Regions from separate parts of the Homo sapiens genome. Here region 2 is linked to region 1. Evidence: chromatin contacts called from ENCODE Hi-C or POLR2A ChIA-PET data. All regions are on one chromosome and are shown on one strand. Each heading gives the region's core, a stretch centred on a gene start or an enhancer-like site at or near the end of the contact. The rest is flanking DNA. Distances are from core to core; before and after follow the strand shown. Region 1 holds the start of USP14 (ubiquitin specific peptidase 14). Region 2 holds the start of MYL12-AS1 (MYL12A and MYL12B antisense RNA 1).

Region 1 (4,527 bases), core at 584-3,083:
CACACAAAGTTTTTGTTTTCCCAGTGCATATAAAAGTTATGTTTCTACTATACTGTAGTCTATTTAGTGTCAAGGCTGGGTGCAGTGGCTTATGCCTGTAATCCCAGCACTTTGGGAGGCCTAGGTGGGCAGATTGCTTGAGACCAGGAGTTCAACACCAGCCAGGGCAACATGGCGAAATCCCGTCTTTACAAAACATACAAAAAAAATTAGCCGTGTGTGGTCCCAGTTACTCAGGAGGCTGAGGTGAGAGGATAGCTTGAGCTGGGAGGTTGAGGCTGCAGTGAGCCGTAATTGCGTCACTGCACTCCAGCCTGGGTGACAGAGTGAGACCCTGTCTCAAAACAAACAAACAAAACTTTACTGCTAAAAAATGCTAAGGATCATCTGAGCTATCAGTGAATCATCATCTTTTTGCTGGCAGAGGGCTTGCCTTAATGTTGATGGCTGCTGACTGATCAGAGCGGTGGATGCTAAAGTTTGGGGTAGCTGTGGCAATTTCTTAAAATAAGACAATAATGAAATCTGCCACGTCGATTGACTCTTCCTTTCATGAAAGTTTTCCCTGTGACATGCAGTGCTGTTCAGCATTTTACCCACAGAAGAACTTTCAAATTTGAATTTCTTTCAAAATTAGAGTCAATCCTGTCAAATTCTGCTGCTGTTTTATCAACAGTTCCATAGTTTATGATATTCTAAATCCTTTGTTGTCATTCAACAGTGTTCACAGCGTCTTCACCAGGAGTAGTTTCCATCTCAAGAAACCACTTTCTTTGCTTATCCATAAGAAGCGACTCCTTGCCCATTAAAGCTTTGTCTTGAGATTGCAGCAATTCAGTCACATCTGTGGGCTCCACTTCTAATTCTAGTTCTCTTGCTATTGCCACCACACCTGCAGTTGTGTCCTGAACTCAAGCCTTGAACCCTTGTGGGAAAAGACTTGTTGCCAGAGCAGTCAGAATACACAAAACATTGGAGTTAGCTGTTTTACACGGGGGTGGTTAGTGGCACCCCAAAACAACTAAAATAGTAATCATAGATCACTGGAACAGATATAATAGTATTTAAAAAGTTCAAAATATTGTGAGAATTACCAAAATGTGACACAGAGACACGAAGTGAGCACATGCTGTTAGAAAAACAGAACTGATGGACTTACTAACCCAGGGTTGCCACAAACCTTCAATTTATATATATATATATATAAATATATATAAATATATAAATATATATAAATATATAAAAATATATAAATATATAAAAATATATAAATATATATATATAGAACGCAATAAAATGAGGTGTGGGTGAAAAGAAAACTGAGGTTTGCAGACATCATACAGCTAGCTAGTAACAGCTGGGTTTCAAAACACCTCTGACTTTACAACCACTAATTTTATTTATTTTATTTTGAGGCAGGGTCTCGCTCTGTCGCCCAGGCTGGAGTGCGGTGGCACGATCACAGCTCACTGCAGCCTCGACCTCCTGGGCTCAAGCGATTCTCCCGCCTCAGCCTCAGACAGCAGGTGGGATACCAAGTTCCCACTTCATCTGCCGCAGGGCTGGGCCGCGCCAGGACCACGTGGCCAGTGCGCGCAGGGCGATGGGCGGCAGTGCGCAGGCGCGCACCTGCTGCGGTGGATGGGGCCCCGCGCCCGTCCCTCACTTGCTCCCTCCTTCCTTCCCGCCACCCCTCCACCGCCTTCCCCCTCCTCCCTCCTCTCGCCACCTCTAGGCCCCGCCCCGGTCCTGCCGCCCAGTCTCCTCGCTGCAGTCGCTCCGGAGCTGCACGGGTGTTTTGCGTGTTGCTGCGTCATCGCCAGTGGCCGGTTTGAATGAGACTCGTCGCACCGAAGCCGCCGCCACCACCGCGCCTCCGCCTCGGCCGCCGCCGCAGCTGCTCCTGGTCCCCGTCCCTTTGCCGCCCTCGTCAGGCCCAGCTCTCCTGCGCCGCCGCCTCCCGCCGCGCCCCGCCATGCCGCTCTACTCCGGTGAGCCCTGTCCTGGCCTCGCGCGCAGCACACCGGACCGGCGCTAGGCCTCCGCGTAGGCCTGGCCTGCACGGGCGGGCACCCGGCATGGACTGGGAGGGGCCGGGGTGGGGTGCGCGGGGCCGGCGGCGCGGAGATGACCCAGGCACCGTCCCCTCTCCCGGCTGGGTCGGAGCCCTGCGTGGCAGGGGAGCGCCGTCCCCCTGAGCCACCGATGGGTGGGGGGAGTGGAGATGGGGAAGCCTCTCAAAGTCGTGACTCTGCAGAATAGTTTCTGACGCTGCCCTGGTGTGCGGTGAAAGTGAGGGTGTGTCCTGGGGCGCTGGGCCAGGCTGGAGGTGCAGGGAGATTCCTTTGGGCTTCTCAGTGGTCGCCGTGGAAGGGAGCGGGGAAGAAGGGGAGGGATGGAGCGACCCTTCTTGGGGTTGCCAAGCGGCGTTCGCCGCCCTTCGTCGTCCTTCGCCCTTCTCTTGCCCCTTGCCTTTGTTCGACCGCCCCTTTGGTACCAGTTTTAGTTTTGTCCCGAGGCAGATTGTAAACCTTTTTGCTTCGTTTTCGTTTCATCAAACGTTGCATTGGATTTCTGTATCCGAAACGTGGTGTGAGCTTTCAGAAGTAGATGAATACACATATCCCCGGGGTGTCATTTCTTGATTGGCGTTTGACAGGGGCTTGTATTGTTTGCTTGCTGACAGTCCAGGGTACTGGCCAGGGATCACTTTTACTTAGGGAATGGACCTTGCTGCTCCCTAGCCTTATTCAAAATGGCACCTAAAATATGTGTGGTGTCTCCAATTGGCTGTAGGTGTGTGATTCGTTGACCATCCCTGTTTATTCTGTTACAGTTCCTTTATTGAAGATTCAGCATTTACAAAGCATGATACGAATCAAGAGTATTGTTTGATCTCAAGGTGGATTCTTGATGGTCTAGAATCTTGAATCGAATTCTTAATGATTGCCCAACCCCTTTCTAAAGCCATAACAACAGTAGAATGGCTCTTGAAATATTCTAATACTTAAACACACCAGTAGATTCACACACATAAAACAAAACCCCTCTGTTTCCTCAAAATGCCAGCGCTGACCAGAGTTTCTTTTTTAAAATTTGAGCTTTATCTTAAATATTTAATCAGATCTTTTCCTCATCCCCCAAATGAAGGAACTCAAGTAGATTTCTAAGGTCCCTTCCTTTGACCTCTCCATATTGAGAATCTGTATTTTGAGGGTCAGCAAAAAGCTCTATATTAAAATGAAGAGAACATTTTAAGTACTATTTCATAAGATTTAGTAGAAAATTAAGTATCTAGTCTGAGCGCGGTGGCTCACGCCTGTAATCCCAGCTCTTTGGGAGGCTCGAGGCGGGCGGATCACTTGAGGTCAGGAGTTCGAGACCGCCTGGCCAACATGTTGAAACCCTGTCTCTACTAAAAATACAAAAAATCAGTCGAGAGTGGTGGCAGGTGCCGGTAATCCCAGCTACTGGGGAGGCTGAGGCAGGAGAATCGCTTGAACCTGTGAAGCGGAGGTTGTAGTGAGCCAAGATCGCGCCATTGCACTTCAGTCTGGGTGAAAAAAGCGAAACTGGGTCTCAAGAAAAGAAAAAAAGAAAATTACATATCTAGATTATTAAATGGTTAAGGATAAGTGCAGTTAAAAATTAAAGCCAGGGGCCATGATGTATGCTTTTAATCCCAGCTACTCGGGAAGCTGAGTTGGGAGGATCACTTGAGCCAAGGAGTTAGAGGGTGCTGTGATCTGTGATCACGCCACTGCACTCCAGCCTGGGTGACAGAGCAAGACCCCCGTCTCTAAAAATAAACACACACCTGTGCCTCTTATAGAGTTAGGGTTTTGTACATATTGCTTTGTTTTAATCTTCAACGTAATCCTGTGATACTGGTATAATTCCTCTTGTAAGCATGAGCAAAAAGTTTTAAGTAACTTGCTCATGGCAATAGCACAATAAATTTCAGGTAGGTTCCTCTCCTTTACTTCTAGTACTGTTTTGGTTTAATCCTGTAGCATCTTTAGCTTGTACTATTGTAATATGCTTCTAGTTTATTTTAGTGATTACAGTATGCCTTCTTCAAGCCTGATTTCTCTGCTGCTGCAAGTGATCTAATAGTATTCAAACCAGACTAAAGTGGCCTTTATGACAGCCTTTCAGGAATTACACATTGCCTACAACATAAAGCCTTTACGTATTTTATTTTATTTTTTTTTATTTTTTGAGACCAAGTTTTGCTCTTGTTGCCCAGTCTGGAGTGCAATGGCGCGATGTTGGCTCACTGCGACCTCCACCTCCTGGTTTCAAGCGATTCTCCTGCCTCAGTCTCGCGAGTAGCTGGAATTACAGGCGCCTGCCACCATGCCTAGCTCATTTTTGTATTTTTAGTAGAAACGAGGTTTCACCGTATTGGCCAGGCTGGTCTCAAACCCCTGACCTCAGGTGATCCACCTGCCTTGGCCTTCCAAAGTGCTGGGATTACAGGCATGAGCCACCATTCCCGGCCTCTTTATGTATGATTTAGGATGA
Region 2 (4,095 bases), core at 1,493-3,992, 3.1 Mb after region 1:
TTGTAGTAGCTAATCCCACATTGAAGAAATGCCCAGTTTTCCCATTGCTGCTTATTCGAGTCATTTCCACTTGCTCTTCCATCTTCCAAGTCCCTATATCTTTTTAGTCTAGATTTCTCTGTGTCTGCTCAAATAGCAGGAAATGTGACTTTTCTCCAGTATTTATCCACACACATTTTAGAGTTGTAATGAGTTTACAACTTGTTTTTTCGTTTACTACTTAAATTATATCTCATGTTTTGGCATAGCCACCATTGTTTTGAGTATATTTCTTTTTCAACCATTCTTAACTTCAGTTATCTTTGATGTGGGCATGCTATAATTAACAATTTCCCAATGATAGATATTTAGCTATCCAGCTATTTTTATTAGTGAATAAATTTTTATTCATGATTAAACAAAGCCTATTATAGGCTTTTCTTTTGCATCTAGAGAGAACAATATACCTTAGAATTATTTCTTCAGAATAGTGCTGTCAAATAGAAGCTTCTGTAATTAAGGAAATGCTCTCTGTGCCATACAATAAGGACACTAACCACATGTGGCTATTGAGCACTTAAAATGTGTCTAATACTAGCCAGGCGCGGTGGCTCACGCCTGTAATCCCAGCACTTTTGGAGGCCCAGGTGGGCGGATCATGAGGACAAGAGATTGAGACCATCCTGGCCAACATGGTGAAACCCCGTCTCTACTAAAAATACAAAAATTAGCTGGGCGTCGTGGCACAGGCCTGTAGTCCCTGCTACTCGGGAGGCTAAGGCAGAAGAATCACATGAACCCGGGAGGCAGAGGTTGCAGTGAGCCGAGATCAAACCACTGCACTCCAGCCTGGGCGACGGAGCAAGACTCCGTCTCAAGAAAAAAAAAAGTGTCTAATACTGCCAGACGCACTGGTGCGGTGTCTCTCACCTGTAGTCCCAACTACTTGGGAGGCTCAAGTGAGAGGATCGCTTGAGGCCAGGAGTTCCAGGTTGTAGTGCATTATGATCACGCCTGTGAATAGCCAGTGCATTCCAGGTTAGGCAACATAGGGTGACCCCATCTCTAAAAATAAAACGTATCAAATACAACTGAGGAACTAAATTTAAGTTTAGCTGCATGTGGTTAGTGACGATTGTATTGGACAGCACAATTCTAGAAACTTTTTTTTTTTTAATTTAGACTATCGAACCAAAACCTAAGAGTAAATATTGTAGAACCAGGTGTGACTTTTCAGCAATTGCTTTTCTAACACTATTGAGAAAATACACACAGTTATGAACCGCGTTTAGAGCTGTGCTGCTGGGATGGCGACCACCCCATCAGCATCATGTGTGCTTACCAGAAATTCGAATTATCCTCCACCCCTTACTCACTGAATCCTGATACCCGGTTTTGAGGCTCAAAAATGTTTTTAAAAGCCCTGTTATTATGCGTGCTACTGTTTAAGAACTGCTACAGAGTGCTGAACACAAGGTCCCTCTCTTCTAGGAATTTCTGATCAAAGATTTCTAGAATATAAACTCCCTAAGAGGCTTTGAATTCATCTCTCAGCATCCGGCACATGTTAAGGCAGTAAGAAGAGTTCAATAAAGATTTGCTATTAGATTGCCGATCCTCCACCATCCTGAAGTAATGCTATTTTAGTAATGCTAGATGAAGTAATGCTAGATTACCTCAAGGTGAGGGAAAATATCCTGAAGAACACAGCCACAAACACGATCTAGAACAAAACCTGAAAAACGTAGCTTTGTGTTTTTATTTGTGTGTGCATGTATGTGTGTGCGTTGCCATTTTCTTGATAAAGGAAAGCAAGTAGTTCGAATAAAACTTTCTTGTGGCCAAAAGGGGAATCAAACAGCCGTAGGCTGCGGCCGTAGCCTGATACGGCCGTAAACCTTATGAGGGTAAGCAGAGAGGAGTAGGTTAAAGAATTTAACTCGGGCTGTAATGCGGTTTGAAAAGAGAAAGGGATTCTGGAACGGAGAAGAATCCGCCCAGGCGCCGCCCTCACCTTCTCAACATTACATGAGACGAACCCTAAAACCTGTCTTGTCTGAAATTCAAATTTAGAAGAACTGTACTTTTACTTGCTACATCTGGCAACTCAGGGTTCGGCGCCAGGGGACCCCAAATCCTAGGCGGATCGCGCCCCGCCTGGGTCAAAGGGGACCCCAAATCCTCGGCCGATCGCGGCCCACTCGGGTCAAATTCCAGCGGCCTGCCCAGCCGCGCCCAGCGGGCCCAGGAATGCGGAAGGGTGGCGGAGCTACCAAAGGAGCGGGGGACGAGGGCCGGGCTGCGGACGACCGCCGCAGCGCAGGCCGCGATATCGCAGCGGATCGGAGCAGGCCGGAGGGGCAATTAAGACCCCGGCCGTGTGCGTCCGGCCTCAGCAGCCCCGCCGCTCGGCGGACACGCAGACCCCGCCGGCCCGGGCGCGAACACTCAGCGCACCCCCGTTCCACTTGGTCCCGCCGCGCCTTCCGGTGCGCCTTCCGGTGCGCCTTCCGGTGCGCCTTCCGCTCCGCCCCTTCAGGCAGGAAGTGTCGGCGCCGCCACTGTCCGGCCACAGCCTAACGCTCTTCGCTGTCGTTTGTGGTCTCGCGCAGGGCGGCCCCGGTTCTGGTGTTTGGCGTCGGGTGAGTCGCGCTCGACTCTGCTCGCGAGACCCCTCGGGCCGCCGTCTCCGTACCCCCGCGCCCCCTCCCGTCGCGCGCCTGCGGCCGGACCCCGCCCCAGGGCGGCCAGGCGGCGGCAGGACCTGTCAGACTGGCTGAGAAGGGGGCGCGGGGCCGGAGGTGGAGGGAGGAGGGTTGGCGGCGGGAGGAGGGTTGGTGGCGAGGCCCTGGCCCGGACGTCCAGGGGCCGGGAGGCTGCAGGCGATGGAGCCGGTATGGGGAGACGCCCTGCTGGAGAAGTGGCCGGGTCCCGGCCGTGCGTGGGCCGGCCCTGCGCCACCTGGGTGACCTCAGACACCTGGGCCTTGGACGGCCCGGCTGCCCGGCGGCCAACGCCTGCCCTCCCGGCGCCGCGGCGGGTCCTGGCGGTGGATTGGGGCCGACCCGGGCGTGTTCGTGTGGAGCACCTGCCCTGTGCCCAACACTATCCTAGATGCTTTGGAGGGTGGAGGAGCCTCCTGTTGCACGGTCTTGCCTAAGGTGAAGCCTCCAAGGAAGCCATTAGCATGCCGGTAACCGAGTGTGTGGTTGATACGGGCTCAAATGTGATGATTTACATAGAGTTGTAATTCGCTCAGTGTGTCTTGCATCTTGTAAAGGTTTAGTTTATTCGTGTTGATTGAAGAAAGGACCATTAACAGAAATAGGGAAAGGTTACTTGGAAAAGAGTCGTGACCTCACTGAAGGCCTTGGATTCAACCTTAAGAGGGAGAACTTAGCGTTTCCGGCTAGATGTGTGGGAGGTGGTAACGAGCAAAACTCAAAAGCTGGGAATTGTGTCCTGTGAAAAGCAGGCCGTGGGGACACCGGCGGGTATGGAACAGAACTGTAATGACTAATAGTCGGAAATAAGGGTAGATAGGTAAGTAGGACCTTCTTATGGATGTCTTGAAAACTTAGGAGAAAGAAAAGATTATCTAAGAAGCCATAGAGAGTAATTTTGGAGTCTTCACTAACGGAGTAATAAGAAAGGGATGTTTAGAGGATTCGTTTGGCCGCTTTAGTTTAAGGTAGATTTGGAATGGTCTTTTGGTAAGAGAAGAATCAAAGCATTTAGAATTCAGTAGGACCTGATAGATTACCTTGTGAAGGCTTTGCGTTTTATAACTGAGGAAAGTGAAACCCAGAGAGGTGAGGTAATTTGTCGAAGGTGGTGGACCCTCCTGGACTTTATAACTAAGAGCACTTTTGAGTGCTTTAGGCTCTTTTGAGTGAAACAGCTTTTATGATGGCTGACTCGATGTTCGTTTATGCTTTGATGAAACTAAGCTTGAACAAGATGAACTGCAATTTCTGAAGGACAGATGTCCAGACAAGAGTTGCTAGGGTTAGGAAAGAACAGGATTTAGAGCCCCGACATGGGGCTAGTTTTCCCTTTCTCCCAAGATTCAAAGGCTCCAGGTATATCTGGGGATGAGTTTATCATACCCTTTTT

What was found. A loop is a pair of places that touch in the nucleus more often than their neighbours do. ChIA-PET counts read pairs that join two places held with the same protein, here RNA polymerase II (POLR2A). Pooled maps may share reads with other maps.
Region 2: a loop to region 1 is called in a map of B cell, with 39 times the contacts of the local background. The contact joins the promoter of MYL12-AS1 here to the promoter of USP14 in region 1. A Hi-C loop is called at or near these places in 1 of 168 maps with a recorded cell type or tissue (B cell) and 5 of 50 pooled maps. POLR2A ChIA-PET finds 5 or more read pairs at or near these places in 1 of 52 experiments (OCI-LY7).

What each region holds. Positions count from the first base shown.
Region 1 is chr18:156,724-161,250 of GRCh38, forward strand. USP14 (ubiquitin specific peptidase 14) reads left to right here and starts at 1,834. Exons shown (of 16, transcript NM_005151.4): 1 at 1,834-1,991. The coding sequence starts at 1,976. LOC105371951 (a long non-coding RNA gene) reads left to right here. Exons shown (of 4, transcript XR_935081.2): 4 at 1,420-1,446. RefSeq lists silencers at 1,506-1,775, 2,046-2,225.
Region 2 is chr18:3,259,617-3,263,711 of GRCh38, forward strand. MYL12-AS1 (MYL12A and MYL12B antisense RNA 1) reads right to left here and starts at 2,743. Exons shown (of 4, transcript NR_130145.1): 1 at 2,437-2,743; 2 at 1,656-1,714. It overlaps MYL12B (myosin light chain 12B), which reads left to right and starts at 2,517. Exons shown (of 4, transcript NM_033546.4): 1 at 2,517-2,621. RefSeq lists an enhancer at 1,913-1,962 and a silencer at 2,173-3,062.